Regions from separate parts of the Homo sapiens genome. Here all the other regions are linked to region 4. A link is a loop called in an ENCODE intact Hi-C map of the cell type or tissue named here. Cell type or tissue: endothelial cell of umbilical vein. All regions are shown on one strand. Region 1 has its middle 140 kb from the start of LINC01428. Region 2 has its middle 4.1 kb from the start of MIR8062. Region 3 has its middle 28 kb from the start of MIR8062. Region 4 has its middle 81 kb from the start of HAO1. Region 5 has its middle 56 kb from the start of FERMT1. Region 6 has its middle 61 kb from the start of BMP2. Region 7 has its middle 140 kb from the start of FERMT1.

What was found. Peaks named below come from ENCODE experiments on the same cell type or tissue, not always from the same donor. Only the 100,000 strongest peaks of a DNase experiment are listed, where the experiment ranks them.
Region 1: it touches region 4 in a loop (8-fold over the local background); 18 of 110 quality-filtered maps call a loop at or near these places.
Region 2: it touches region 4 in a loop (6-fold over the local background); 6 of 110 quality-filtered maps call a loop at or near these places.
Region 3: it touches region 4 in a loop (5-fold over the local background); 2 of 110 quality-filtered maps call a loop at or near these places.
Region 5: a loop joins it to region 4, with 20 times the contacts of the local background. A loop is called at or near these places in 4 of 110 quality-filtered maps.
Region 6: a loop joins it to region 4, with 20 times the contacts of the local background. A loop is called at or near these places in 51 of 110 quality-filtered maps.
Region 7: it touches region 4 in a loop (13-fold over the local background); 3 of 110 quality-filtered maps call a loop at or near these places.

Annotation. Positions count from the first base shown.
Region 1 is chr20:7,111,935-7,115,934 of GRCh38, forward strand. No RefSeq gene overlaps it. Among named protein-coding and RNA genes, the nearest start is that of LINC01428, 140 kb to the right of the region's middle. In endothelial cell of umbilical vein, a CTCF peak has its summit at 2,085 (motif pointing right); a DNase peak (open chromatin) is centred at 2,117.
Region 2 is chr20:7,373,682-7,377,681 of GRCh38, forward strand. No RefSeq gene overlaps it. Among named protein-coding and RNA genes, the nearest start is that of MIR8062, 4.1 kb to the left of the region's middle. In endothelial cell of umbilical vein, a CTCF peak has its summit at 2,452 (motif pointing left); no DNase peak of the experiment used is centred here.
Region 3 is chr20:7,397,515-7,401,514 of GRCh38, forward strand. No RefSeq gene overlaps it. Among named protein-coding and RNA genes, the nearest start is that of MIR8062, 28 kb to the left of the region's middle. In endothelial cell of umbilical vein, no CTCF peak of the experiment used is centred here; DNase peaks (open chromatin) are centred at 1,797 and 2,167; H3K27ac peaks cover 620 bases.
Region 4 is chr20:7,857,514-7,861,513 of GRCh38, forward strand. No RefSeq gene overlaps it. Among named protein-coding and RNA genes, the nearest start is that of HAO1, 81 kb to the right of the region's middle. RefSeq lists an enhancer at 1-89. In endothelial cell of umbilical vein, a CTCF peak has its summit at 1,990 (motif pointing left); a DNase peak (open chromatin) is centred at 1,938; H3K27ac peaks cover 811 bases.
Region 5 is chr20:6,177,164-6,181,163 of GRCh38, forward strand. No RefSeq gene overlaps it. Among named protein-coding and RNA genes, the nearest start is that of FERMT1, 56 kb to the left of the region's middle. In endothelial cell of umbilical vein, a CTCF peak has its summit at 1,552 (motif pointing right); a DNase peak (open chromatin) is centred at 1,588; H3K27me3 peaks cover 211 bases.
Region 6 is chr20:6,826,781-6,830,780 of GRCh38, forward strand. No RefSeq gene overlaps it. Among named protein-coding and RNA genes, the nearest start is that of BMP2, 61 kb to the left of the region's middle. In endothelial cell of umbilical vein, a CTCF peak has its summit at 2,205 (motif pointing right); a DNase peak (open chromatin) is centred at 2,231.
Region 7 is chr20:6,263,689-6,267,688 of GRCh38, forward strand. No RefSeq gene overlaps it. Among named protein-coding and RNA genes, the nearest start is that of FERMT1, 140 kb to the left of the region's middle. In endothelial cell of umbilical vein, a CTCF peak has its summit at 1,699 (motif pointing right); a DNase peak (open chromatin) is centred at 1,733; H3K27ac peaks cover 361 bases; H3K27me3 peaks cover 160 bases.

The DNA of each region.
Region 1 (4,000 bases), 750 kb before region 4:
TGTGAGAAGAGACAAAAAATGTTTAATGTTTTTATAGTTAAATATCATTTTTAATTCAAGTTCTCAATAAAATACTTCCACCTCTTGTATATAAAGTTTGTTTCAAATAGGAAAAGTCTGTTTTTCTTAGGTGCAGTAACAAGAGTTTAAGGATGGAAGATGAGAGGACATGTCAGTGTCCATATCGTGTCATTCTTGTGAAACTTGCCAATCCATGATGGCTTTATCCTTCCACTTATCTACACTTACTGAGCAAGTGGCGTTACAAAGTCCAAGATTCTGGAGGAGCATGGATAGGGGTGCCTCAGAGTGGTCTGACATGCTTAATATTTAGAGAATTTACAAGCCATGGCGCAGAATCCTGGAGATATTTGCAGTGAGAATGGAAATTTGGTAGTTAACATGTTCCAGGAGCGGGAGAGCAGTAGGAGTTGGAATGGTTTGATTAGTTAGTTGTCATTAGCTAGAACCACAGAACTTACAAAAGGAGGAGAAAGCTGGAGACATGCAGATCTATCCTGACCATCCTGATACCCTAATGAAATGTATGAATTCAGTTCTTAGAAACCTATGTGTGCGCATGTGCCAGCTGGAGGAATCTGCAGATCTCTGAGGACTGTCTGTGGACCCTGTTTAGAGTTTCAGCAGGTGATAAAACGTTAACCAGGTTTACATAGGCCTCTGTCCTTTTAACATTCCATCCTTTCTTCCTTATGAAGCTTTAAAGTCTCCCCAGTAATTTTAAGAGTCAACCGCTAGCCCTTTGAGACTTTATTAAGTACAGTAATTCCATTGCCCTAAACATAAACTCTTTGACACATCCCCTGACAGTAATCTATTCCTTGCAGAGTTTAGGGGCCTCAGCAGCCACAGAATGTTTTCATTATAGAGCTCTGGGCTTCCTCTTGTCTGAGGCTTTAAGTAATGATGAGATCCCTTAAGTTCAACTACTTCACAAAAACTGCATTGCAATCCTAGGCCCAGTTTGCTTCAGAGGAGTACAGAGCCCTAAGCTGATGATCAGGCTCTATCTAAGAAATCTTGGATTTAATATCTGCCTTTATCCTTTTCAATCTCCCCACTGCAACTAAAAGATCTTCAACCTGTTTTCTTAATTGTTTCGGAATAAGTCTAGGAAGTTGAGCTTTATTACCCAGAGGGAGCCTAGCATTTATTTATTGTATTCGACTGTTATGTAAACTAAATGACTATTGTTACAGCTTCCGTGTGTATTTCAAAGAGCATTGTCATTTATTTTTCTGTGCTTTAACAATTCTGTATAGCTCAGAGGTTCACCACGTAAAGGGAAACCCAGGACCAGTGGCAGCAGAGATACACCCTGGAAGCTTGTCAGAAATGCCAGAATCTCAGGTCCTGCACCAGACTTGCAGAATCAGGACCTGCCCTTCACCAAAACCCACAGAGATTTTAATGTATTCGAAGGTTTGGGAAACTCTGGGGAGACAACAGCATTTAGTTGATGCTTCCGAATTACTTTGCCTACGAAGTAGGAATCTGATTAACATATTTTCTACCACCCAACCAGAGTGCTTAGCATAAAAATTATTCTGATAACTAAATTGTTTTTCTGCTAAGTTAAACTTCATTTGGGAAACTGTCTTGTATTTTTATTTCAAACTGCTAAAATGTCAAAAAAAAAAAAAAAAACAAACTACTATCCACTAGCCATTCATTCTTTAAGAAATTAGGATCCTATAATCCAGACTTATAAGAAAAGTTCTCAGCACCTAGGATAGTGACAGGTCCTGCCCTATATTAGATGCCTTCGTGAGGTGAGTCTTGCTTGTCGTCTTTTCCCCATAAAAGCAGGTGGTCCAACGTGGTCATCAGTCTCATCTACAGCAATGACACACACTAGGCCCACACTCAGGCCTGTTTCGCTGTAAATTTCCTCCTTGTTCCACTATTCCGCATAGGATAAAATTCAGAAACGTAGGAAGACTTCAATTCCAAGCCATTGTCTAGCTCAGGAGTTTTCAACCTCGGCACGACTGATTTCGAGACTGAATACTTCTTTGCTATGGGAGGCTGTCCTGTGCATTGCAGGATGTTTACCACATCCCTGGCCTCTCCCCACTAGATGGCACACAACCATTCCCTCATCACCACTCTACTTCATCCACCCTCCCCCGCCGTTGGGACCACACAGAAGTCTCCAGACACTGTGAAATATCCCCTGCGGGAGAATCTCCTGTAACTGAGAACTGATCTACAAATATGTGAATATGTGCAGTTTTATTTATTCCTAGCTTTAATATGATTTTCTCTATCACCTAACTCTTCCTCATAAGACTGCTCCACTCTATTAAATAGAGGTTCCAGGGACGAAAGCTTTAAGCCTTCCACAGTTGACACCAGTTTGTTTGCTCCACTTTCTTAGAGTTCCATACTTTCACAGAGACAAAAGGGCATTCAGCGTCTGCTTAATTATCTTAACAGGTGTGTTCACAAGTTATGAGTCTTGTTCTTCTTCAGTGGTTGCATTAGAAGCATTGCCTGTGGGAAGGTAAAGAGATACCTATATTATGGAAAAAGTTTTGGTTTAGAAATTAAATGTGCAGACTTTGAAGCCACATTTCCCTCCACCACATCCTAGCTGAGTGGTCTTGGGTAAGTTACCTCCTGTTTGTTTTCTCTGTGAAACAGAGTCCAAGCAGATAGTGTTATTTTAACAATTAAATGATATATCCCATCAATACTTAGAATCATGTCTAACGCAGGGAAGATCAATAATCATTTATTATTATTATCCCTTCAACAATTATGTATAACTTAGGATCTTGTCTGGGACAGAAGGCGATCCAAGATTTCTTGCATAAATACATACTCCATGGTCATGACTTTTATTCCGATCAAAGTTGTAGGCTATGTTTTGCATATTTAAATTGCATCATTTTAACATTGGAATATTACCATGGAATTTTCTGTCCTGGAGTTGGAAATATACTTAAACATGTGAGTTGATTGTTAGAATCCACTACCCTTTATTCAATTCATAAAACATTCAGAATTGAGTGAAACTAATCAACGTGTGAGAGATTTACCTTTGAAGCTTTGGTTGTGGGGAGTGGAGTAGTAAATTGAAGGGATTCCAAAGAGGCTTCTTGGGATATTCCTGTTGCTTTTTTTTTTTTTTTTTAACCTGGGAACAGGATACATGGAAGTGTTCAGTTTGTGAAAATCAATTGAGCTGTTCACTTTTCTTTATCTATTTATAGTTCCATAAAATTTCAAATATACATACAGATCAATTAGAGAAAAATAAAAACCTTGTTCTACACCTAACCATATTGTTTAGAGAACAGTTGAGAGTACCAGAAATAATACATTCTTTGGTATTTTGTTGAATTATGGCTCTTGTATTATTCAGATGGTTTTCTAGAGAAGTCTGACTTCATAAACTCTGTCTGCATTTGTGTTGTAAATACGGGATGGGCTGTGAAACGAAATTATTATATGGTTGTTTATATTAACCTAGCCAAACACAAACCTGAATTTTTTTAACCCAGACATAATATTGAGAAGTACTACTTGGATGACTTAAACTATATTTTTAGCTACTCGTGCTATTGTTAATGTGAAAAATATAAAACTAAATTATAGGTCCCCCTATTTTCATTATGGGACAATTTTACAGCTGTCAAAAAGTTGTATTTCACACTTCCCACATTCACAAGGCTACATTCGTACAACAGTTTATAAGTTTTTTTTTTTTTTTGGCTTTTTCCTCAGTAGCTGAAAAGTTGATATAGTAATGATTTTGTTGCAAGGTTGTCAAAGTAAATAGGCCACACCAAGCATAGACAAGGAATCTTAAATCTCAGAAAAAGACGAAATTTAGTTTATAACCAAGAATGGTAAATAGAGGAGTTGTGGATGGAATTTCCATATTATGCCCAAACCTCTTGAAAGTCAAATGTTTCAACTTTTCATCCCATTTTTTTTGCTCTGGAACTGCTACAGAGGAGTCCATTTGACT
Region 2 (4,000 bases), 480 kb before region 4:
GCATACTGTTTCATGGCTTTTTTTTTTTTTTTTTGAGACATGGTCTCAATCTGTTGCCCAGACTGGAGTGCAATGGTGCTTACTGCAACCTCTGCCTCCCAGGCTTAAGCAATTCTCCTGCCTCAGCCTCCTAAGTAGCTGGGATTACAGGCGCGCACCACTGCGCCCGGCTAATTTTTGTATTTTTAGTAGAGACGGGGTTTCACCATGTTGGCCAGGATGATCTTGAACTCCTGAACTCAAATGATCCACCCCCTTGGCCTACCAAAGTACTGGGACTATAGGAATGAACCACTGTGCCAGGCCACAGATGACTCTTATTTGCCGAATTCAGTACATCACTTAGGAGCACCTGTATCCTTTGAGAGTTTATTACAAATGCAGCATCTCAGGCCTCATCCAAGTCCTCTGCAACCAAAATGTGCATTTTGACAAGATCATGATTTATATATATGTTAAAGGTTGAGAAGTTCTGGTCTGTAACACTCAATATTTCCACTTCAACCTTCTAAACTAAAGAATTGTGTGACTTGACCTGTCTTCTAAAGAAGCCTTCACTTTAGTGTCATTACCTTTGTCTTCATAAAATATTCTGTTTTTTTAATAATCATTTAGAAAAATCCAATAAAACAAAACTACAGTCATTTGTTGCTAAATGAGGGGGATAATACCTCCTGAGGAATGTGCAGTTGGGTAATTTTTGCCCTTGTATGAACATCCTAAAGTGTACTTACACAAATCTAGATGTACTTCTAGGCTATATGGTATAGTCTCTTGCTCCTAAGCCATAAACGTGTATAGCATGTTTCTGTACTGAATACTGTAGGCAACTGTAACACAATGGTAAGTATTTGTGTATCTAAGCATATCTAAACATAGGTAATGTTCAGTAAAAATACTGTCTTATAATCTCATGGGATCATCATTGTATATGAAGTCCATCATTGACCTAAATGTTGTTATGAGGCACATGATTGTGAATTGCAAGCAAAAAAAATCTACCTTCTTATTTCTGTATCTAAACATTTGTGTGTTTAATTTGTTCAGTTACAGGATCACATTGATATCCCTAGCCTAGCATTATTGTTGTTCAGAGCAATTGCACAGTGTATTTTGAATGAGTCAATATTAAGAATAATATAACAGACTCCAGGTGTGGTGCCTCACACCTGCAACCCCAACAGTTTGGGAGGCTGGGACAGGAGAATTACTTGAGCCCAGGAGTTCAAGACCAGCTTGAGCAACATAGTGAGACCCTGTCTCTACAAAACAAAACAAAACATTAGCCGAGCACAGTGGCATGCACCTATATGTTCCTGCTACTTAGGAGACTGAGGCAGGAGGATTGCTTGAGCCCAGGAGTTCCAGGCCTCAATGAGCTATGATGGTGGTACTGCACTCCAGCTTGGGTGACAGAGTAAGACTCTGTCTCAAAAAAAAAAAAAAAAAAAAAAAAAAAAATTAAAATTACACACACTCCCCCCACCAAAAAAAAGTTATCTGAAATCTTTGGTTAAAAAGCAAGAAAGTGACTTCTACTTCTGGCCAAGGAAGAACAACTGAAAAACACAAAACATATGAAACAAATTTTGCCAGACACTGGACATGAGGCAAGAAGGGCGAGTGATTGCTGAGCGATGGAAGTCAAATGAGATGAGTGTTTCATTTACCCCAGATGGCTGCCTTGGGTACCTAGGAAAATCTCAAGAAATTCCTTATTGATAATAGATTTGAGAGTCTGCAGAGAACAACGTAGCTGAAGTTGGCAGGGCAGAGTACCAGAGAGGAGAGAAATGTAGAGAGCGAGGACTCTGGAGGTCTGCGGAGGGTTCCCTTGTGTATTTGATTTGTTTGTGTATATGAGGAAACTACCTGAGACTGAGGAAAGAACCACCTGAAAAAATTGCCACTGTCCTGTCTAACTGGATTCACAAGAGATTGGAAATAGTGCCCATTCCCATCAGCTAGGTTAGTTACAAAACCTCAAGATTCAAGGGGCGCTGTGTAGAGTGCACAGAAAGATCTTGCCTTAGTAATGGGAAACAATCAGATCCAGACTGAGTGTGCTCATGCCACCTAACACATTTCAAAAACAAGACTCAGGAAGATAAAACTATTACTATTGAATAAGTAATTCAGCTGTATTCCTAAACAAAATTCAAGCATATTAATATAAATAAAAGAATATTCAGCACCCAGGAAGCAAAACTTTACAATATCTGGTATTAAACCAACAATTTACAGGCATGCAAAGAACAGAAAGATACAATTCATTATGATGGAGTCAATCAATCCTTCCCAATGAATCCTAAACTCCCTCGGATGTTAGAATTAGCAGACAAGGACACCATTAAATTTTGAATTAATTAATATCGTTTTTTTAAAAAAAAAAAAAAAAAATAGGAAGTATCATTCTTTTAGGAGAAACATCACCATCTGGTGGTATTTTCAGGTATTGCCAGTAAAGATATTTAAAACAGGAAGGGTGGTTTTTCTTGGTGTTTACAAATATGTGTATAAATAATTACAACTATATCTATGAATAAACAGCTGAGCAATTGTATAAACCATACAACTTTTATTCAAACACTTGTATAACGTTTACGTATATGTTATTTTATATATACACATACAAATATATTTATATATAAGTATTCATAATTATGCAAATTGAAGATGCAACAATAAATAGACTTTCTGAAATAGTTGTTCTGATAATTAAATATCCAGTTACCATTGTTGCGTTGCCTTAATGACTTTTTCTGTCCCTCTATCTTTGCCCTAGGGTCTTTCCACAAGCTTTCTCTTGTTCTAGGATAATCTTCCTTCCACCTTTCACTTGGTCACTTCTTCCACGTCCTTCAGATTTTACTTTACCTGTCACCTCCTCAACAAGCTTTCTCTGATAATTTAGAGGCAATTAAGCCTCTATCACAAATACTCTCAGGTAATTCACTAAATCCCTTGAAATAGTATCCACATTTGTGGTTATGAATTTACTTGTGCACTTATGTGGAGAAGGTCTTCCTTTCCCACTAGGTACAGTGTTCCATGAGGTCACTTTTCCTCATTATGCACCTTTCAGAATCTAACACAAAGTTGGCACACTGTGTGCAGTTGTTGGATGATGTTTCCCCACCCAGATTTTCATCTCTATTATTGAAATGTGATTAGGATTTAGGCTTCACAGGTAAACCAAATGCAGCATTGAATTTCAATCTCAAATTCCAGGACATGTGGAGGTACGAAATCACTGCTCAAATCAGCTTGTTTAAATTCCAGAATAAAAAGCCCTAAATGCTTCTCAACTTATACAGTTTTTTTCTGCAAATCCCAACTAAGGAACTGAACTTCACTTAATTCAAAATAAAAAATAATTCTGAAATCTGTATTAGGTTTTTCCAGAGAAATAGAACTGATAAGATGTGTGTTTGTGTCTGTGTACACAATTTCTTATAATTAATCTCTCTATGCATGTAGGTCAAACATTCTGGACATGTCTATGAAGGTGCTACTGAATGAAATTAACATTTGAATGGGTAGACTGAATCTCTTGATGCATATATATGTGTGTGTGTCTATGTACAGACACACACTCATTATATATTTATAGATAAATAGATAGATAGATATTCATTATAAGAAATTGACTTATTTGATTACGGAGGCTGACAATCTGCAGTTGGCAAACTGGGAACCAAAGAGAGCTTATGGTATATTTCCAGTCCAAAATGCTGGTGGGCTCAAGACCCAGAAAGAAAATATGTCTCAATATGAGTCTGAAAGCAGGAAAAAAATCTAATGTCCCAGCACTAAAACAGAAATTCCCTCTTATTTGCAAGAGGATTAACTTTTTTGTTCCATTAGGGCCCCTTCGACTAACTGGAAGAGTTCCACCCACATTAGAGATGTCAATCTGCTTTACTCAGTCTACCTATTCAAATGTTAATCTCATTCAGGGGCATCCTTACATAAGGGCCCAGAATGTTTGACCTAATGT
Region 3 (4,000 bases), 460 kb before region 4:
TAAGAGTGGAGCCCTCCCAGATAGAATTAGTGCCCTTATAAAAGAGATCTCAGAGAGGTCACTCACCCCTCCCACCATGTGAGTACCCAGACAATGAGAAGACAATTGTCTATGGACCAGGAAATGGGTCCTCACCAGACAAGAAATCTGCTGTCACTGTGACCTTAGACTTTGTAGCCTACAGAACTGTGATAAATAAATATTTGTTGATTAATCCACCCAATCTATAATATTTTTGTTACAGCAGCCAGAACAGACTGAGACATACTGTAAGTTGGCACTTTGGGCTGGGCTTATGTAGGATTGCTTATCTCTGCTCCATAAGGTGTTGTTAGAGTGTATCCATTTGTTTGTTGTCAGTTGGTGGCTGAAGGTTTCATTTATATGCTTTGTGGTTGGATAGCTGGCTATAGGGACAAGGCAGTAACTGGACCATATATGGCTCATTGTCTAGCAGACTAGCTGATGCTCATTTTTGTGGTGGTAGTCAGAGTTCCTCAGAGTTGGAAGAGAAAAGCAGCTCCAGTATTCAAGCACATTTCCAGCCTCTGCTTACATCAGATTTTCTAATGTCCCACTGGCCAACACTATATCACATGACTAAATCTAGATTAAAAAATAAAGAAATAAACTCCACTCCTTGATGGGATGAACTGCAAAGTCTCATTGAAAAAAAAAACGCATAGATTCAGGAAGAGAAAGCATTTGTGCTCTGTTTTGCAATTAACCATATGAGGCAAAAAAATGAAAAGAAAGCTGAATACATTCCTGCTGTAAGTGCATTCAGTTCTGCTTATTGAGGAGAAAGTGTTGAGTCTTTCATAGTGTGATATTTTTATTTAAAATTTCCCTTTCACAGTATGTGCACATTAATGAAGTACAGTTATTTCCAGAAAAATATGCTTATTATACCCCTTAAAATAAAATAAAAATAAAAATAAAGAAAATAAAATAAAAAGGTAAATAAAACAATTTCAACTAGATTTTTTTCTCCTTTTTTTCTTCCTTTCAGACTTTCCTATAAAGCAAAATGAAACATGTGGTGAACCTATTCACACTTTCTCACATTTAGTAAATAACTTCATACATTTATTTTTCTTTGTAAAGTAAAATTATATTCATTCCAATTCTGCCACTTACCAGCTGTGTGGCTTTGGCAAGTTACTTAAACCATTTATGCCTCAGTTTCCTTATCATTAAAATGGGAATAATAAAAGTTCCTCCCTCAAAAGTTATAATAAGAATTAAAAGAGTTATTACTTTTAAGTATGTTAAACAGTGCCTGAAATACAGCTATGGTTAAACCACTGTTGTATAAGTGTTTGTTAACCAAAAACAAAATTTGGGGTTTATTATGACCATGTTACCCAAGGCTACAGTCATAACCAAGACTATCTCAATTTTAGGGACAAATTTATTTTCATTTATGAAAATAATTTAGGCAGACTGTACCATCATTTGCCCATTCTTAGTTTTTCATTGTTAACATGGGGGCAATGTTGTTTAGATATAACAACAGTAATAATATCAGCTCCCCCACCTTGGAGAATGTCTTCTTACATTTAAAGCACTTTTCCACATATTTTATTTGATTCTTGCAGTGGGACATGAGGAGATTTACAACAGCAGTATTTGAGGTATGTTTCAAAATACCCGCCTTAGCGCAGAACGAACTGAGAGGGAAAGCAAAGGGAAAGGAAAGAATTAATTTTTCATCTTTTGGGGACCTAATAGCCATGCTCCTTGGAAAACTGCCAGCATGTTTTTCAGGAAGTCTGAAAACAGCAGCTTCACTTGTGAAAATCAGGAGGAAGGCACAATAATCGGAAACAATCACACTTCAGATAAAATTCATGACTTATGAGATAAGCATTATAAAAAGAAGGAAATTACCGCAAATTTTTTATGACCATAAAAAGCCCACATTGGGAGTAGCTAAATTAAATTTATATTAGCAAAAAAAGGTGTCCTCGATACTTTCTAATTGATACATTCTAGTTGAGAATTTCAGACCTCTGATAGATTTCACCAATTTTCATTAGGATGCTTTCAGCAGCAAATAACAGAATACCATAGTACAAAGGAGCTTCACAATAGAAGGTTATTTTTACTGCACACAGAAAACTCTGTAGGAAGACACTTGTCAGCTTTCCTGTAACTCTTGGCCTTTTCCCCAGTTGTCAAATGGCTGCCGTAAGTTTAAGCCTCACTCCACACGGAAAGAACTTCCACATGCAGAAAGGGAGATAAGAATACACTTCACACATCTCATCCTCTTGACAGAGACAGCACTTTTCCCTGAGCCACCAGATTTCTCTTCTCATGTCTCATTGGCCAAGAGTGATCACATGTTCACACAATGTCCGCAAAGGAGGTGGGGAAAGCAAGTGTCTATTATCTTTAGCTTTTACTAGGGTAGAATGAAGGGAAGGGATGACAGAAGTAGAAGTTTTCTCATGGGCAAGAAGGTAGGAGGAGGGAGAAGTTGTTAGTAACTCACACTGCCTGTCCCAAACAGTATGTTGAGGAAGATATTTTGATCTCAAACATTTTATATATGAGTCTTCTCATATCTCCCACACTGCTGTAACACCCACATTCATACAGCGAACAACTTTAATGATATTTTATGAATAACTAAGTCTGAATTGGGACAAACATAAGTGGATCTATGCAGGTTTAATGAAGTTCTGAGGACCACTTCATCAGTGATAATGAATAACATAATGAAAGATATCAGCCTAGGATCCCATGGCTTAGCTTAATATACCACCAGGAAATAGCTTCCATTCTTATTTAAACACACGTATGTTTTGATATACATGCCTATGTGTCTTTATATGTATTTCTACTCAATTGAAAGAATTGCAACTGCCAGTATTTTATTTTACTATCATTTTAAACTTCATATTAAAGCAAACCCCTTTTAACGTTGTTCAGATGTAATAAGACGTAGTGTAGTGATCTTTAAAATAGTGTTTGTGGTACTCTAAGATTCGTTGAAGCCAGTGGATGGAGTGGAGTGGAGGCAGCCATTGTCATCTATTTGATTTGGAACTAAGATAATTCCACTTAAAAATCTATTTGTAAAATGAATTCTATGGGTAAGAAAAACTCTTTAGTGGAAAGAGTTTATAATTTGGAGTTAGAATGTGATTTGATTCTAAAACTGCCATTTACTAGCATGCCAGGGAACTATGGATGAGTTAGAACTCATTCCCCCATAATGGTATTTTAATGTTGTAGAACCCATGAATTTTGGGAGATAAGAGGGTTTGCAAAGTCACCTGAGCTCTCTAGGTACAAATTAAGTGCCCAGGAACTATCAATTCTTTCCTTATTCACAGGTTTCCTGTTTTAATCATAGCAAAGTGCCCCATTAAGTTTGTATTCCCTAATTTTATTAGCCAAAGAAAGTTGTTTCAAATGCTTTGTTATAACAACTATCATTCATGGAGAAGATTTTTGATTTACTGTAATTTCCCGTGGAATAAATTCTAGGAAATGAACTTATGGATATGAGGATATAAATATCTGTTTGCTACTCCAGAAATTTTGCCAGGTTTTATTTTCTATTATAAAATTATAATGATTTATGCTGCCACTTGCAATATATCATTGTATCATTGTACCAGGTTTTTAAAACCTTGCCAATTTCAGATATTTCTTCACTTATTTTTGGCAAGTAGCAAATATGTAAAGTGTGAAATAATATCAGGTAGTTGTTAAATTTGTAATGGCTTTATTACTAGGGAGGGTACACATTTTTCATTATTTTTAAGAATGACTATTGTTTCTGTAAAAATGAGGCAATGGTCATTATAAAAAATGGAAGCAATTAATAAACTTATGAAGAAGAAATGAATAATCCAAATCCCACCATCTATATTTCATTTCAAAATTAAGTAAATATTTTCCAGAAATCTCAACCTCTCTCTCTTCCTCTTTTCCTCCTTTTCCTTCTCCCTCACACATATCTTCACATGAAATGTTAATGAGG
Region 4 (4,000 bases):
TGGGCTTTGGAAGTAGAGTAATGAATAAAATAGACAAGAATCCCTGCCCACATGAAATTTATATTCCAGAAAGTTAAGCAAGACAAATTAAGTGCAGATTATGTTTGTAATAAGTGCTGAAGAAAAAATTAAGCTAGGAAAGGATCAGAAAATGTGAGAGAGGGTCCAATTTTAAGTTAAGCAGCCAGGGAAGGCCACAGTAAGAAGGTGACATTGATTCAAGATCTGAAGGATATGAGAGTGAGAATCATATTTGGGGGAGGAGCATTCAAAGATAAAGAACAAGTAAATAGATCCTAAGAGAGGAGCACCCCTGGAACATCTGAGAAGGAGTCAGGAGAACAGGAGTGAGTAAGAGAGGGTCAGTGATAGGAAATAGGATCCCAAAGTATAGAAGAGGTCACATCACACAGGACTGCGTAGGCCACTGTAATGTCTTTGCACTTCCTCAATGTGAGACGAAAAGCCTTTAAAGGGTTCTGGGCCAAGACTTGACAAGGTCCAATTTACCTATTAACAGCATTTCTATTGCTGCTGTGCCTAAATTAAAGTGTGGACAGGGGCTGATGCAGGGGAATCTATTAGAAAACTTTTGTCCTAATTCATGTAAGTGATGATAGTGGATCAGACCAGGGTGTACCAATGGAGGTGGTGAGAAGTTTTCGGATTCTGAATACACTGTATTTTAAAGGTAATTCCAACAGGTTTTGCTTGTAGCTCAGGTGTAGAATAAGAAAGAGGAGAATCAAAGACAACTCCAAAGCTTGGGGGCTGAGCAAATAAAAGGATGGTATTTTCATGTATCCAGATGGAGGAGATAGGAAATTGAGTGGCTAGGGGATGGATGTAGAAGCTCAATTGTGTTAATTTGAAACACCCAATTGGAGACCTAAATGAGGATAGAAGTCATCAGTAACCTACGTGTTTCTTCCTCACTGATCTTCTCTGGCTTTGACCTCCAATGCCCTAATTCAAATATCTACTTTCTAAGCAAAGGCATAATTGCATATGTTGGTAAAATTACTTTTCGAAACCATAAAGCACTATCAAATGAACATTATTATTATTTATACATGGAAATACCAGGATGATGCCATAAACCCCAAGAAGTGCCTTTCATTTGGTATTTTAACAATCAGGCTCTAAGAAACTTGAGTCCACAGTACCTCAGGGTTTTGGGGCCAGAGGAATAAAGACTGGATTTTTGCAAGCAAATATAGTGCCCTTTATGGAAACCTTCACAGTTTGCTAAACTTTTGGAAAATGAAACACCCATCATTAAACTGTAACCTAAGGGGACATGAAGAAACAACTAACCATGCACACCCACCTCTTCTCTCCCGGGAAGTAAAAGCATTATGCGCAACTAAAGGAACTACAAGTTCAATTGAGAATATGTAAAAACCCATGGGTTTCCTTTTTAAAGAAACCAGAGTCCATACTTGCAATCCATCTCCCACTTCCATCCCATCTCGCAACCACCAGCTCTGCCCTCATTCCCACTCGTCAAATCTTGGTAGAAACAGCTGTCACCACAAAAGTCATACTGGGCCAGGACAGACAGCTGGCTCTGTGATTCACAAACAAATTAACCTTGGGATTTTATTTTGAGCAAAGGGGCTTCCTATCCTATGTCCTTCATGGCCATCCATTTTTTGCCCTTGGGTAAACACACACCAACTCAAATGTCACACATGGGGCTGAAGGACATTTGGGGTTTTCAGGGTCACTACCCACTATTGCTTTTAAAAAATATTTCCTCTTAATCAAAGGCCTTTATCTCTTGACAAAGTTTCCAGTGAAAAAGTGTACCTAGTTTAAGTAGCCAACTCATGCCTGGGGTTTAGCTTCTCAAAGAGGGAGGGGTGTGAACATCGTTGTTCCATTAACAATTTAAGGATCAGCTCTCAAAGTGTAGTCATAAGGCGTAGAATTAACAGATGACATAATGTGATATTTAAAAGTTTTAAGAAACCAGCAAATACATGTCTTGCAGCACAGCACCATCTACTGACCAGACAGAGAAAGAATATGGGGGTGGGGGAAGAAGGTAGAGAGAAAGGATGAGAAGGGCTGAGAAGGCTGGGGGGAAGAGGAAAGTGAAAAGAGGGGAAGAGGAAAGTGAAAAGAGGGGAAGAGGAAAGTGAAAAGAGGGGAAGAGGAAAGTGAAAAGAGGGGAAGAGGAAAGTGAAAAGAAGGGAAGAGGAAAAGAAAGAAAAAACAGGACTTCAGATTTCCGTTAATGCAATTCCACATTCCACAGATAAAGAAACAGAGCCCAGAAAGTTTAGCTGAATTCGCCAAGGATACAAAAGGCTCTCAGGTCTCCTATTTATAAGGAAAATTATTTTCACATTTTTGAGGTTTAAAAAAGAGCTATCCTGCTGTAGAATTTGAGAAATTAATCATCATATATCAAAGGAACTGATTAGAGAGTGCAGATATAGACCCATACGTTGAGTCTGTTATTTTTCTACCTTTGTACAAAGGCAATTCAATAGGGAAATGATAATCTTTACAACAAACTTTGTTGAAACAATTTTGCAAAAACTATGTAACCTCAACTCATAGTTCACATCTTGTGTGAAATTTTTATACACCTTGTATAAAAATTCAATATGTATTATAAACCCAAGTAAAAACTATAGAACCTTAGCCGGGCACGGAAACCATCATTCTCAGCAAACTAACACAAGAACAGGAAACCAAACACTTCATGTTCTCACTCATAAGTAGGGGCTGAACAATGAGAACTCATGAACACAGGGCGGGAAACATCACACACTGGGGCCTGTCGGGGGGTGGCGGGTTAGGGGAGGGAGAGCATTAAGAGAAATACCTAATGTACATGACGGGTTGATGGGTGAAGCAAACCACCATCATACGTGTATACCTGTGTAACAAACCTGCACATTCTTCACATGTATCCCAGAACTTAAAGTATAATAAAAAAAAATGGCACAACCACTTTACAAAAGTCTGACAATTTCTTTATATAGCTAAATATACATTTACTATATGACACAGCAATCCTACTTCTAGGTATTTACGCAAAAGTGAGGAAAATTTATGTTTTTAAAAAAACTCTGGGCCAACTGTGGTGGCTCACACTTGTAACCCCAGCACTTTGAGAGGCTGAGGCAGGAGGATTTGAGCCCAAGAGTTTGAGACCAGCCTGGGAAACATAGCAAGACCCCATCTGTACAAAAAATTAAGAAATAGAAAGTGGTGGTGTGCACCAGTAGTCCCAGCTACTTGGGGCACTGAGATTGGAGGATCACTTGAGCCCAGAAGGCCAAGGCTGCAGTGAGCTGTAATCGTACCACTGCACTTCAGCCTGAGCAACAGAGAGAAACCCTGTCTCAAGAAACAAAACAGAACAATATAAAATTGTGTATGAGCATTTATAATTCCTTTAGGTGTGATCACAGAAAAAATTCTCAGAGCTGTACAACAGAAAGAGTAAATTTTGCTGTATGTAGATGATATCAAAAAAAATGTTTAAAATGGTCTGTAGTCCGGAATACATTTTTCAAAAGCATGGAATTAAAAGTATATTCTACCCTCATACACTATTTGTTTATATAAGTGAATTTGTTCTAAAAAAAAAAAAGGAAATATAGAAAATAAAATGAATAGTGACTCCTGCCTCAAATATCCTATATTTTTAAATAATGGAAACTTAATTGGTAAGTTTTTAGTCCAATATGAATAGTTGGTTACATTATGAATATTTTAAGAATCAAAATTTGTTATACAGAGTAAGGCTAGGCACAGTGGCTCATGCCTATAATCTCACCACTTTAAGAAACCAAGACAGGAGATTCGCTTGAGGCCAGGAGTTTGAGACCAGCCTCGGGAACAAAGTGAGACCCCATCTCTACAAAAAATACAATTTTTCCAGCCCTGGTGGCTGATGTTTGTAGTCCCAGCTGCTGCTTGGGATGCTGAAGCAGGAGGATTGCCAGAGCCCAGTAGTTCAAGGCTGTAGGAAGCTATG
Region 5 (4,000 bases), 1.7 Mb before region 4:
AGAGGGACAGAACTAATGAAATATATATATATGAAGGGGAGTTTATTAAGAATTAACTCGCACAATCACAAGGTCCCACAATAGGCCATCTATAAGCTGAGAAGCAAGGAGCGTCAGTCTGAGTCCCAAAACTGAAGAACTTGGAGTCCAATATTTGAGGGCAGGAAGCATCCAGCACGAGAGAAAGATGTAGGCTGGGAGGCTTGGCCAGTCTAGTCTTTTCATGTTTTTCTGCTTGCTTTATATTCTAGCTATGCTGGCAGCTGATTAGATGGTGCCTACCCAGATTAAGGGTGGATCTGCTTTTCCCAGCCCACTGACTCAAATGTTAATCTCCTTTGGCAACACCCTCACAGACACACCCAGGATCAATACTTTTCATCCTTCAATCCAATCAAGTTGACACTCAGTGTTAACCATCACACCAGCTTAGCTAAACTAAAATTTGAACACCTTCTCTGTGAGATTTGCAAGCAACTCTGGGGTTTACTTTCCCAAGGAACTGGGCTGAGGGGGATTGGTGGGTGGGCTAGAGTCAGAGCATCCTCAGGAGGAAGGTTCCGAAGGATAGGAGATGAGAGAGATGGGAAAAAGGGCACTTGAGTTCTTGCATTACAGACCCTCTTTTTTCCTAGAAGGGTACTCCTGAGGCACTATTCCCATCCTAAAGACTAGCTGACTATTCTTCAGTTATTTGCTCCAATCCAAATTGCAAAGGTGAAAATGAGAGTTTTAACTGAACCTCAGAACTTGTTTCCAAGTAAGAAATTATCCATTCCAGCCACTTCTGACACGTCCATGTCAGCACTTCCTGTGGTTCCTGCCCCCTACTCTTTTGGTTAGTGCTATGGCTGCTGGGCTGTTGGTTTTAACCCTTCATATGCTACTGATGTCAAAGTCTAATAGGAGAGAATTTCTCAGTGTCCTTGCAGAACAGTAAAAGATGAACAGCTTCCCCAAAGGAGGCTTCCTAGAAACATTAATTTATGGGACATAAAACAACCAACTAGAATACAGAGACACAGAAGGAGGATGGAGAAGAGAGGGAGAACAAGAAATAAAGGGGCTATCTAGATTTTAAAAGTCAATAATTAGTCTGCTTTTAGCATTACTAAGATCAGATTGGGCCAGAAGGTGAGCAATCTCCTGAAATATAAGGAAAAATATCAGGATATAATTTCTGTAGATGAAATTCAACCAAGAGACTGGACTTAGTGCTTCTGATCCTAAACAAATCCTGAAAAACAGTCTCAAAAGGCAGGATTGATGGGATAAAATTGAGCACATATGAAATGTTCTGAGTGCTAGGACCTGAACACCTTTCTGAAGTTTATCTTTTAAGATTTCTTTCTTCTTGTGCCTTACTTTGAAATGACTCTACCTAAAATGAGAACAATGGCATTCTAAGATTACTCCTCAGTGTTTACAAGCCTTTTGACACATTAGGGTTTCAGATTTAGGCTCTGTGGGCCTTTTTCTCCTTTGGTAAGGAAATGTGAAGTGTAGGTGAACCCATGAAGCAAGTTCGTCCTTTGTGCTTCATGGAAAAGTGTTTTCCAGCAGAGGGCATCCTTATGCAACGAATTTCTCTACCCTCAGAATTATTTGCGGATATTGAAGTGCATTAGGGAACAGATTTTGCTTTTAAAGGCTTTGCAGTTCAGTTTGTTTTTGGCAAGTCATTTATACATAAGGTGCTAAAGTGTTAAGAGGACTTGTTCCAATTTTTTTTAAAGTTGGGTAAGTGATAAGTTGTGCTATTAATGATGATGGTAGCAGATCATAAAATGGTTTAACTAAATTTCTGCTGTTTTATTTACTCATAAATTCAACAAATACTGATTGAGTGCCTTCTGTGTGCAAGACACAGGGGTAGAAGTGGGTATATGAAAGTGAGCCTGAATCAAACCTTCCTGGAAAAAAGCTTACTATATATAAAAGGGATAGGACACAAATGCAGGAAAATAAAATACAAGACACTCTCTCTCTCTCTCTCTCTCTCTCTCTCTCTCTCTCTCTCTATATATATATATATATATATATATATATATATATATATATATATATATATATAGTGTGTGTGTGTGTGTATTCTTATTAGAAGCACTGACTTCTCTAATATTAATTGTTAGTAGGCTTTCACATTTTTTCCATTTCCTGCTAGAGGGCAGCTAGAATATTCAAGTTGTTTTCGAATGTTTTAACTTCTGCCAAAATTGATTTGTTTAGGCTTCCTTTCTTCCTATTTTCAAACTCCATCTATATTTTAGGAGGAAATTAATCTGTACATTGCAATTCTGCCTGCAATTTTAAAAATAGATTATTTGGAAAGACTTGTTCATTGTCTCGGTATTCTCTAAACTCTTTCCATTTCTAGTGAAAAGGAGGAATTATTGTAACTTGGCCCTCTTCAACCCAGAGGAAATCTGGAGTGAAATCTGAAAGCGGCAGACTTGCTTAACCTTTTCCTATCAGATTGCTGGCAGTGGAAAGTTTGTTAAAAGTGTGTGGATTGAGTGAAACACCATGGGTCTCAGACTGGGCCACAGGTTCTGGGAGATGCATCTTGACCTCACTTCAGCCTGACACCACTGGATAAAAGCAAGCAACATTCCAAGTTCAGTTGCTTTTGTCCCAAGGATGAGACCACTCAGACCCACAAGGCTCTGTCAGAACCAGCAGTTTCAGGAGCTTGTTAGCTTGACTGTGTGGCTTGCAGCACCTTCCAGAGAATGCAGCAGGGCAGGTATGAATATGTGATGCTTTTCATCTTGGGTTCCATGTCCGGTAAACGCTCTAGAAGCTGTATCTGAAACTCAGGCTGCACCATGGGAGCTAACTGCTGGACCTTAGAACATAGTAGTAGATTTGGGCTCCTTCAGAGGAAACACAGATATTTTGCTCAGTGGCCTGGGTTGACCACACTTTCTGTAATTGTCCTGCTACAGGAGAGACCAGAATGGCTCAGTGTGCCAAGCATCTTGAGGAGAGTGCCATTCTAGAAGCCGGTTAAGTTTTTCAGTCCTCAGGTCTATTTTCAGTGAGAAAATCTATGGCAGATACTGTTAGTGCTCCACCCAGATCCCTTCTACTGGACTGGGGCACACATCCTCATATGTACAAGTTGATGCCTAGTGACACATAGTTGCTTCTTTCTCCAGAGAATTGTCCCCCATTGAAGGAAGTTACTTCATCTTTTTTTTTTGGGCAGAAACCAAAATTGGGGCATCCAGCAATTCAGACAATGACAGACTGAAAATGGGATACAAAATGTTGGTCCTTTGCCCAAAGGTAGAAACAATTTTGTGATATTACGCACACTCCAAGGTTCCCCATGAAATCAGGCTGAAAGTAAAGTCCAGCTGAGACTACCTCCTACTTGCGTAACACGATTCCTACTCCATCCTGCTTTTCCCACTCCCCTTTCCCTGAGAGCCCACCTGCAATAGATCATGTCTCAGACTGCTTCCAGAAACCTTACCCGAGACGGCACCTCTTTTCACTTGGTAGTGCAAATAGTCCTCTTTTCTTTACATAATGTGTTTGTTGCCTATCAGCAGTTGCCACTTCCTCTTTTTTTAAGAGAACACACTTTATTCATGTATCAGGTGGCTATGGGCTTCAGTCCATTCTGGTCCCCAAGGGTGAATCTTGTTAAATTCAAGCCAATAGTGATAGTTTTATTCTCATTTCTAGTGAGTGATTTAAGAATAGAATGTGACCCAATTCTTGTCAATAGCACTGAAAAGAAGTCAGCTGGAGAGCATCTGGACATGTTTTCTTTGATCTTAAAAGGGGAGCAGAGAAAAAGATATGCTTATATTCCTATCTCTGGATATTGCCAAGTGGGAATGTGTTAGCAGAGCTTCAGCAGCCATTTTGTGACTATGAGGGAAATCCAGGATAATCTCAGACTTTGAGGGTTATGATGTGATTGAGCCTTGAATTAACTGATCCTGCAGCTGCTCCACTTTAGTTATGTAAAATAGTGAAAGTTGTA
Region 6 (4,000 bases), 1.0 Mb before region 4:
GACAATTGGGTATGGTAGTGGCTGAGTGAATACTTTTGAGGGGATAGTTTGGGCTCGTTCTTCTAGACTTCATATTTAAGCTGTGACCTAAATCTTTCAAAGGAAAATGAACACAATCTGGTTTGCTGGAGGAACAGAAGTATACCCACAGTGTTGGCAGTGAGGGAACATGAGGTTGACAGCTGGGCAGGAACCAGATTAAGAGATTGGATCTTATTTTAAGTGCAATGGGGAGCCATTGTAGGTTTTAAGTACAAGAATAATTTATGTTTTAAAAAAGATAGTTCTGGCTGCTGAGTGGTTAATAGATGGCAAGGAGAGAAGCAGAAAGATGGAATAGAAGGCAATTTCAGGTATCCAGGCAATAGAGGGTGAAGACTGGAGCTATGATTCTATGATAGCTAACTTCCATATTTGCCCTCAGTGATTCTCTCCTTTTGGTATTTACACCCTTTGGAAGTCTTCTGCATTTTACCAGGGTTAGTCTCAATGTAACCAATAGAGTACAGCAGAAGTGATGGTCTGCTGCTTCTGAGACTAGGTTATAAAGGCTATGACTTCCATCTTGGTCTCTCTCTTTCTTGGATCTCTTGCTCTGAAAGAAACAAGCTCCTAAGTTTTGAGCTACCTTAAGGAGAGGCCTGTGTGGCAAGGATCAACAGCCAGCAAGAAATGGAGGCCTGCCAACAGCTACACAAGTGGCCCCAGAAGTAGACCCTTTTTTCAATAGAGATGACAGTTGGCAATTGGCTATGATTCCAAAATTATGGGGATAAATTAGGAATGGAGAAATGGATTTAATAATCACTAGGGCCAGGTGTAGAGGCTCATGCCTGTAATCGTAGCACTTTTGGCATCCAAGTGAGGCAGATTGCTTGAGGCTAGGAGTTCAAGGCCAGCCTGGAAAGTATTGCAACACCCTGTCTCTACAAAAAATAAAAATAAAAATAAATAGGTGTGGTGGCAACTGCTTGTTGTCCTAATTACTAGGGAGGCTGAGGTGGAAGAATTGCTTCAGCCCGGAAGTTCGGGGCTGCAGTGAGCTGTGATCGCACCACTACACTCTACCCTGGGCTACAAAGTCAGACTCTGCTTCTAAAATAAAAAAAGAGAGAGAGAGAGAATATCTCAAATATAGGTAGCATTTAAAGCTGTGGAACTGGATGGGATAACCTAAATAAAATTTATTGAGAAGAGACAAGACCCAGGGCATGAATGAATGAAATGAATGAATGAAATATGAATATCTACATTAAAACACAATTCCCTTTAAAAATTAGAACACATAATGGGAATACATATAGGTGTTAAGTTGTCCATACTGGGAATATTCAATACTGGACATTACTACTGAAGAAAATTTCTTAAACTTCTTTATGATGTGACATTTATACACTGAGAGTGTGTGTTAAGGTTGCTGTGGGGACTTTAACTCTTGAACTTCCTGATACTTGGTGTATTTTCATTTTAAACCTTCCTATTCTATCACAATAAATTTACAAGTTAAACATGTATAGCTATGCACCGTGGCTTTGAATGTGTCTGAATTTCCAAGGAAACATGCACTATGGTATTGGCTATTTATGAGTGTGGAGAAATCTAAGGAAACGTATTTTCATTTCTTATTCCTCAGCAAATTACAGCTCGACATGGGCCTTTAAAAAATAGACTTGCTTTACTTCAAACAACTTGCTTACCTTGAGGTTTTCTGGGAACGTAGGGCTGTATACTTCTGAGAGCTCTTTCATAAATGATGGGATGTGCTGCAACCTCTCAGCTCCAGGCACCTTGAAACAGGCAGGGGGGTTTCTCTTTTGCCTTCCGTGTTTGCTTAAGGGAAACTAAAAGCAATCTTCTATTTGAGGTCAAGTTCTATTACACTGAAAACATTTAGTCTTCAACATACACGATTAAGATAGCACATCTGTAGTGGTCACGAGGATACATGCCCAACTTGCCCCATAGAAAGATAGTAAAGGAATCTCTTGTGTTGGTGGAATAATAGGACTGAAACATATTGAACTTCTTGAAGGGAAAGTATAAGTAGCATCCTCTTCTTTTGCTTTCTGGACACATATTTTCCCATCTCCAGAAAGACTGAGTCCCCAGGGAATAAAGACTATTGATGTGGCCTTAAGTTTGCAATTTGTGCTTCCCATAAAAATTCCTCCCCCAACTATGTATGTATGTCAATCATGATATGTCACCAGCAGGTGGCAACAGCGAGTGCAATAGAATGGAAAACCCCAGGTCAGAATCTCTGCAGATCACTAGGAAGGGTAGCATGCCAGTGTACACAGTGTATGCAGAAGGGAAATGACTGCTATTTATTTTTTTTTAAGTGCTTTACCACTCTGTCCTACCTCTCCAAGAGTCCATTTTCTTTCTTCCACAAAAATTGATTTAGACCAGAGGTCAATACTCTTATTAATCAGAGGGAGGTCCTTTTAATAGCCTGTAGGTCTTTTCCTCTACATCAGGGACAGGGAGGTTTGCCCTTGTTTGTTAAAGAGTTCTCATTTTCTGACTTGCCTGCCCCTATGGGCCTCTTAAAGCAACTCTGAAAACAAGTGGCAAAGAATAATTTTTTACTAGAAGACTTAGCAAGAGCCAACTAATTTGACCCATTAAGTGGGCTATCAGAAAGCTAGGAGGAGATGACAGGGGTTGTTTGCCAATATGAAAGAAAGAGAGATATCACTGTTTTTTTTTTCTTTTTTTTTCTTTGTTTGTTTGTTTGTTTGTTTTTTTGTTAAGCTGGCAGCTGCTGTAGTCGGATTCACTGGCATTGACTGCCACCTGGTTGGGGAGGAGTCCTATATCTTTGCAGATTCCATCTCAGAGATGAGACATTGTCCCCCTGTAATTGCCTTTGTGTAATTTCAGGACTAGCATCATGATAGATACTATATGGCAGAGCAGGCATGCTTGGGCTTGTCACATGTACAATGAGGGACTAGAGCTGTCTTTCAGGTCCAAGGAGCAAGGTTATTTGAGGAAAGCTCAGCTGGGAGTGAGTGTTCTTGAGGAAACATCTGCTCCATAGGGATGTAGACCCTTAGAAGAACATCCTTTGCAGGTTGTGCATGAGACAAGCCATAAATTAGTAGGATGAGCTCCCCCTGTAGTCTACTCTGAGTACAGAACTACCTTACAGACAATTCAGTTAGGCCTCAGACATCACAGTGCACCAAGGCAAATAAATCCACAAGTGGGAGGATATGCTTACAGGCACAGCCTTAGTGGGGGAACTGTGAAAATTATCCCTTCATGTTTCTCTGAAAGCAAGTGTATGAGCATTTTATGGAAACCTAGTGCCTCCCATCCCACTTGGAATCTGAATTGCTTGCAGTTTCCTGAGATGCCACTCCAGCCATCCATGAGGCCTGTTCTCACTTCACACATACTCTAAGACAAACGACTTGTCATATTATTGAGAAGATGGGAAACTATTTATATTACCACCTAAAGAAAGCGCATTATAAGAAATCAGGCTATGACTTTGGTTTTGCCGATAGCTGACATTTCAAATTCGGGCAAGTCACAAAAATTTCATTTCCACTTACTTATGTTAAGTAGGGTAATGATCCCGCCTTGGAGACCCTATAGAATATTTGATGATAATAATAATAATAACTAAATGATTATCGCTTATTCATGTGCTGATTTCCAGCCTGATAGTCAGGCTCTTCACCCATCTATTTCAGAGAAAAGCCAATATCCTACCACCATCTCCAGGGCCCTATATCATCTGACCCCTTTACTTCTGACCTTGTTTCCTCCTGTTCTCCTTTTATTCATTCAAACTAAGAAACTAGCTTTCTTGTTATGTCTTGAATACACTAGGGTCTTTGCATTGCCTATGTGCTCTTCCTGGACTGCTCGTTCTCCAAATATGCAGACGATAGAATTTCTTACCATCTTTCCATCTTTGTTCAAATGCTGCCTTCTTAATTAAGTCTACCTGGCCCACACATTTTACAGTTCGAACCTGTCCCCA
Region 7 (4,000 bases), 1.6 Mb before region 4:
CAAGTGATCCAAGTTATCGTTGCCAGCATCTCTTATCTCTCTTGATGTGATATGCTGAGAAGAACACATCATTTCTGTGATAATTGTACCAAAGGATGCATAACCCCAAATAGGGGAGATTCTATGAAAGAATCTCTAAAAAAATGTCAAGGTCATGGAAAACAAAGGAAGGCTGAAGAACTACTCCAAAATAAAGGAGACCGAAAATGTATGATAATGAAATGGAAAGTGTGAGTCTGGATTGGATCCTGGAGTAGGATAAAAAAATATAGCTCTGAAGGACATTGTTGGGATAATAGGTAAACTTTGAATGTGGACTGTGGGTTAAAGAGTAGAATTATACCAATGTTAAATCTATATTTTAATAATTGTGCTATGGTTACGTAAGAAAACATCTTCCTCTTAAGAAATATACGCTGACATATTTAGGAGTAAAGGAGCATGATGTCTACCACTTATTCTCAAATGGGTTGCAAAAAATTCCTTTTAGAGAGAAAGGAGAAAACAAATGGGAAACAATTTCAGTTAGCCCCAATTTGGACGTGGATAAAAAGTACCTTGGAGGTGTTGGTCTGATTCTGGCAACTTCTCTGGAGGGTTAAAAATAAATCAAATTAAAAAGTTGTACAAAAGAAAAAAACCTTTCTCAATATTTAAAGGTGCAAAATATTTCGATGTGATATAATTACAATATGTTGTTGCAGTACTGTGAAACCAAAGCTTTATACTTTTAAACAGTTAAGTCTGATTAATGAAAGCAGAAAAAAAAAATCCCCTTAGACTTAGCAACAAACAGACTGTACCCCTGGACAACACTGATGTTGTAGCTCTCAGTGTTCTTCCCAGTTTTCTGTTGTAGGTCAGCTATGCCTCACAGTTTAAAATTGCGAATAGGAGAAAGGTATTGTTTTATTTTATTAGCTGTGGTAGAAAGAAACTAGATTTTATCTGAAAAGCATTTTAGACTCATAGGAAGAATAAAAGAATAGAAAAAAGTTTCTTTGTTGGCACTTCTTGATCTTACAGAATAGCATAATCTATTGTGATTGAGGTTCTAGAAATTAGAAAGGAAAGTTTGCTGTAATGGAGGGGCGTTGATTTGGAGGTTTGGTAGCAATGGAAATAGTCAAAACAAAAGAATTAATTTCAGTAAAAATTGTTTGTTGGACCAGATCCTCTGTGAGTGAGCCATGAGAAAAGACAAGGAAGTTGAGAATTGGACCATTTTAAAAAGAACATTTAAAGACTTGGATTCGTTTGCTTCTTTCTTGCCTACAGCTCCCATTTCACCATTTTCTTCAAATCCAGGCAAAATAAGATTCACTGATACCATCAGGCCTCATGTTTGTGATTATTTTGCTTATGTTTTAAAGTCAATTCTTTCCACAAAGTTGTGTATTCTCCAAAGATTTCTCTGATCTCGCTTGCTTTTCAGCAGATATTGGCAAAGACATTGATAGATGTTTCAAAATACTCAATTCATTCCTTGACTGCTTTTATTTCCCCCTTTTTGCTAGTGATGCCTAATGTATGGGCTATATATCTTTTGCCAGTGGTAGAGACATATTATTTTTACTGAAAGCAACTAAATATATAAGCTTTAATTTGAAAATGAAACTGTTTAAGAGGATCTTAGTTTTCATTTTTTAGCACTGAAATCCCTGTTGTCATCTTTGAGGAAGCAGTAGGTGGAGCTACAGGCTTTTTATCACGAAAGAATGTTTGCAGTAGCTGCCCATTGCCGGAATAACCTGAACAAGCACACATTTCCAAAAATAACAGAGGCATTTCCAAGTATTCCAGAAATATATGCAAGACTGTTTAGTCATTCATAATCACCGCTTTGCAAGTACTAGATTCTGTAGAAAATATTTCAGAAGCAGAAAAAAGATTCATAGAATTCCCTGTATTTTTAGAAAAGAGATTTTTAAAAAATGGAATTCAAGAGGGAGGGAGAGACACTTACGCTGTTCAATCATGTGCCACTTTTTTTCCCAGGTGGTGAAAGGGCCCAGAGGGGTAGCCGGGGGTGGAAAAAAATCTTTTCCATTTGCGTCAGAACTCTGAGGAGCTCTTCATTTCCCCACTCGATGAACTTTTTTGAGGCTCTAAACTGTGGTTTCAATTTTCTCTGAATCACAGAGGGGTAGCCTAGGTTAAGTGATTCTGAGGAGGCCAGAAGGCGCTTACAACAGATCGCTCCTGAGGACCGTTCCTCTCATATAGCCTGGTGTTTTTGACCATTTTCCTAAGAAAGAATTATGAAATGGCTTTTAATCTCTGTGAAAAATGTAGATTCTCTCCATGTAAAAATCACAAATTTTGAGAAATGCTTCAATGATCTTGTTTCAGGGTTCTCCAGAAAAGCAGAACCATTTAAAAAATAGAACATCTAGACTATTTTTTGACTAAACAATGGGGTACCATAGCCAAGCCAAGCTGACATCTAAAATTAACTATCATGGATCTCGTTGCTATAATCTGGTCTCAAGCCCCACAAAGAAATAATATATGTGTGTGTGTATATATATATATATATATATATATGTATATATATATATATATATATATATACATACTAGCCCATATATATGGAGAGAGAGGGAAAGAGAGATACCTTCACAGTGATATCTAGACTTGTGTTTGACCAAACAACTGGGTACCATAGCCTAGTCAAGTTGACATCTAAAATTAACTACCACAGGTCTCATTGTTATGATCTGATCTCAGAGAAGCCCCTCAGAGAAATGCTGAAGAATATCTTAAGGCACACCATTGCCCTGGATGTTAAGTGTTAAGGGAGGGCCACACGTGGCTGCAGTAGAAGAGGTTTACCACCCCTGACCCTGTTACTAAGCCTCTCCCTCCTACTTGTTTGTCCCATCCTCTCCTGGGGACAGCAAATTATGACATAAAGCTAGAAAAAAGACAAAAAGGGAGCCATTGCTAGGACTTGATGGATGAAGGCTGCAGACATCGATTTCTCTGCCTTTGGCTCTTCTAGACACTCCTGTTGATGATGACTTCCAGTTAGAAGAACAGCAGCCAAGATGCCTCCTGACTGCAGAGCTGGCTGGAATAGATCTGGCTGCTATAGAAGCCCTTCCTTTTTCATTCAGTCCTCACAGCAAACCTCTGATTTACAGGCAAAAAAAAAGGCTGAGAAAGGTTCATGGATTCTTCAACTGCTGAGCAGCTGCCATACCCTGGACACGACTCTGGGTGCTGGGAATACACACAAGTATGATAAGAACACACATATTTCTTTCTCTTACGGTTCTAACATTCTAATTCAGACAACAGCAAACAAAATAAGTAAATAAACAAGTGAAAAAGTGCAAATTCTGGCAAGTGATAGGAAGGAAATCAGTAAGTGGGCTGAGATAGAGTTTACTTGGGGTGTGGTGGGAAACCCACTTTTGGTGTGCCACAAGGAAGGCTGCTGTGGGGTGGTAACATCTAATTTGAGATGTAAATGGACTTAATAGACTTGGCTAAACCTTCCACTCATAAGTAAGAATTGGAGCTGGGAGGACATTTTGCTGTTGTTTTAACTCATCTATAATCTTTATCCATCACAACTGTCTACTAGCTTAGAAGTAGTATGAGATAAAAAGATCTGGTATTCCATTTCAAATCTAAGAGGGAATTGTGAATGCCTAAGCAAAGGCTGGTAGGTACTTTGTGAATGAACAAATGTGCCTGAATCTCAAGAAAGGAAATGCTAGACAATCTTAAGCAACCCCAGCTAGAGTCTTTCAACCACTCCTGTTACTCAGTTCTTCCTTCTCTGTAGCCGGAATGTTTCGTGCTGTACCTGCAAACTTCTTCCTTTTGCCTTGTCCTTGGCTAATGCAAAGAACTAACTGGTGGTTGTCCTTTTTTGTAAGAGATGCCTGACAGCCTGACCAATTTGGAGAAACCCTGTCTCTACTAAAAATACAAAATTAGGCAGGCATGATGGTGCATGCCTGTAGTTCCAGCTGCTCGGGAGGCTGAG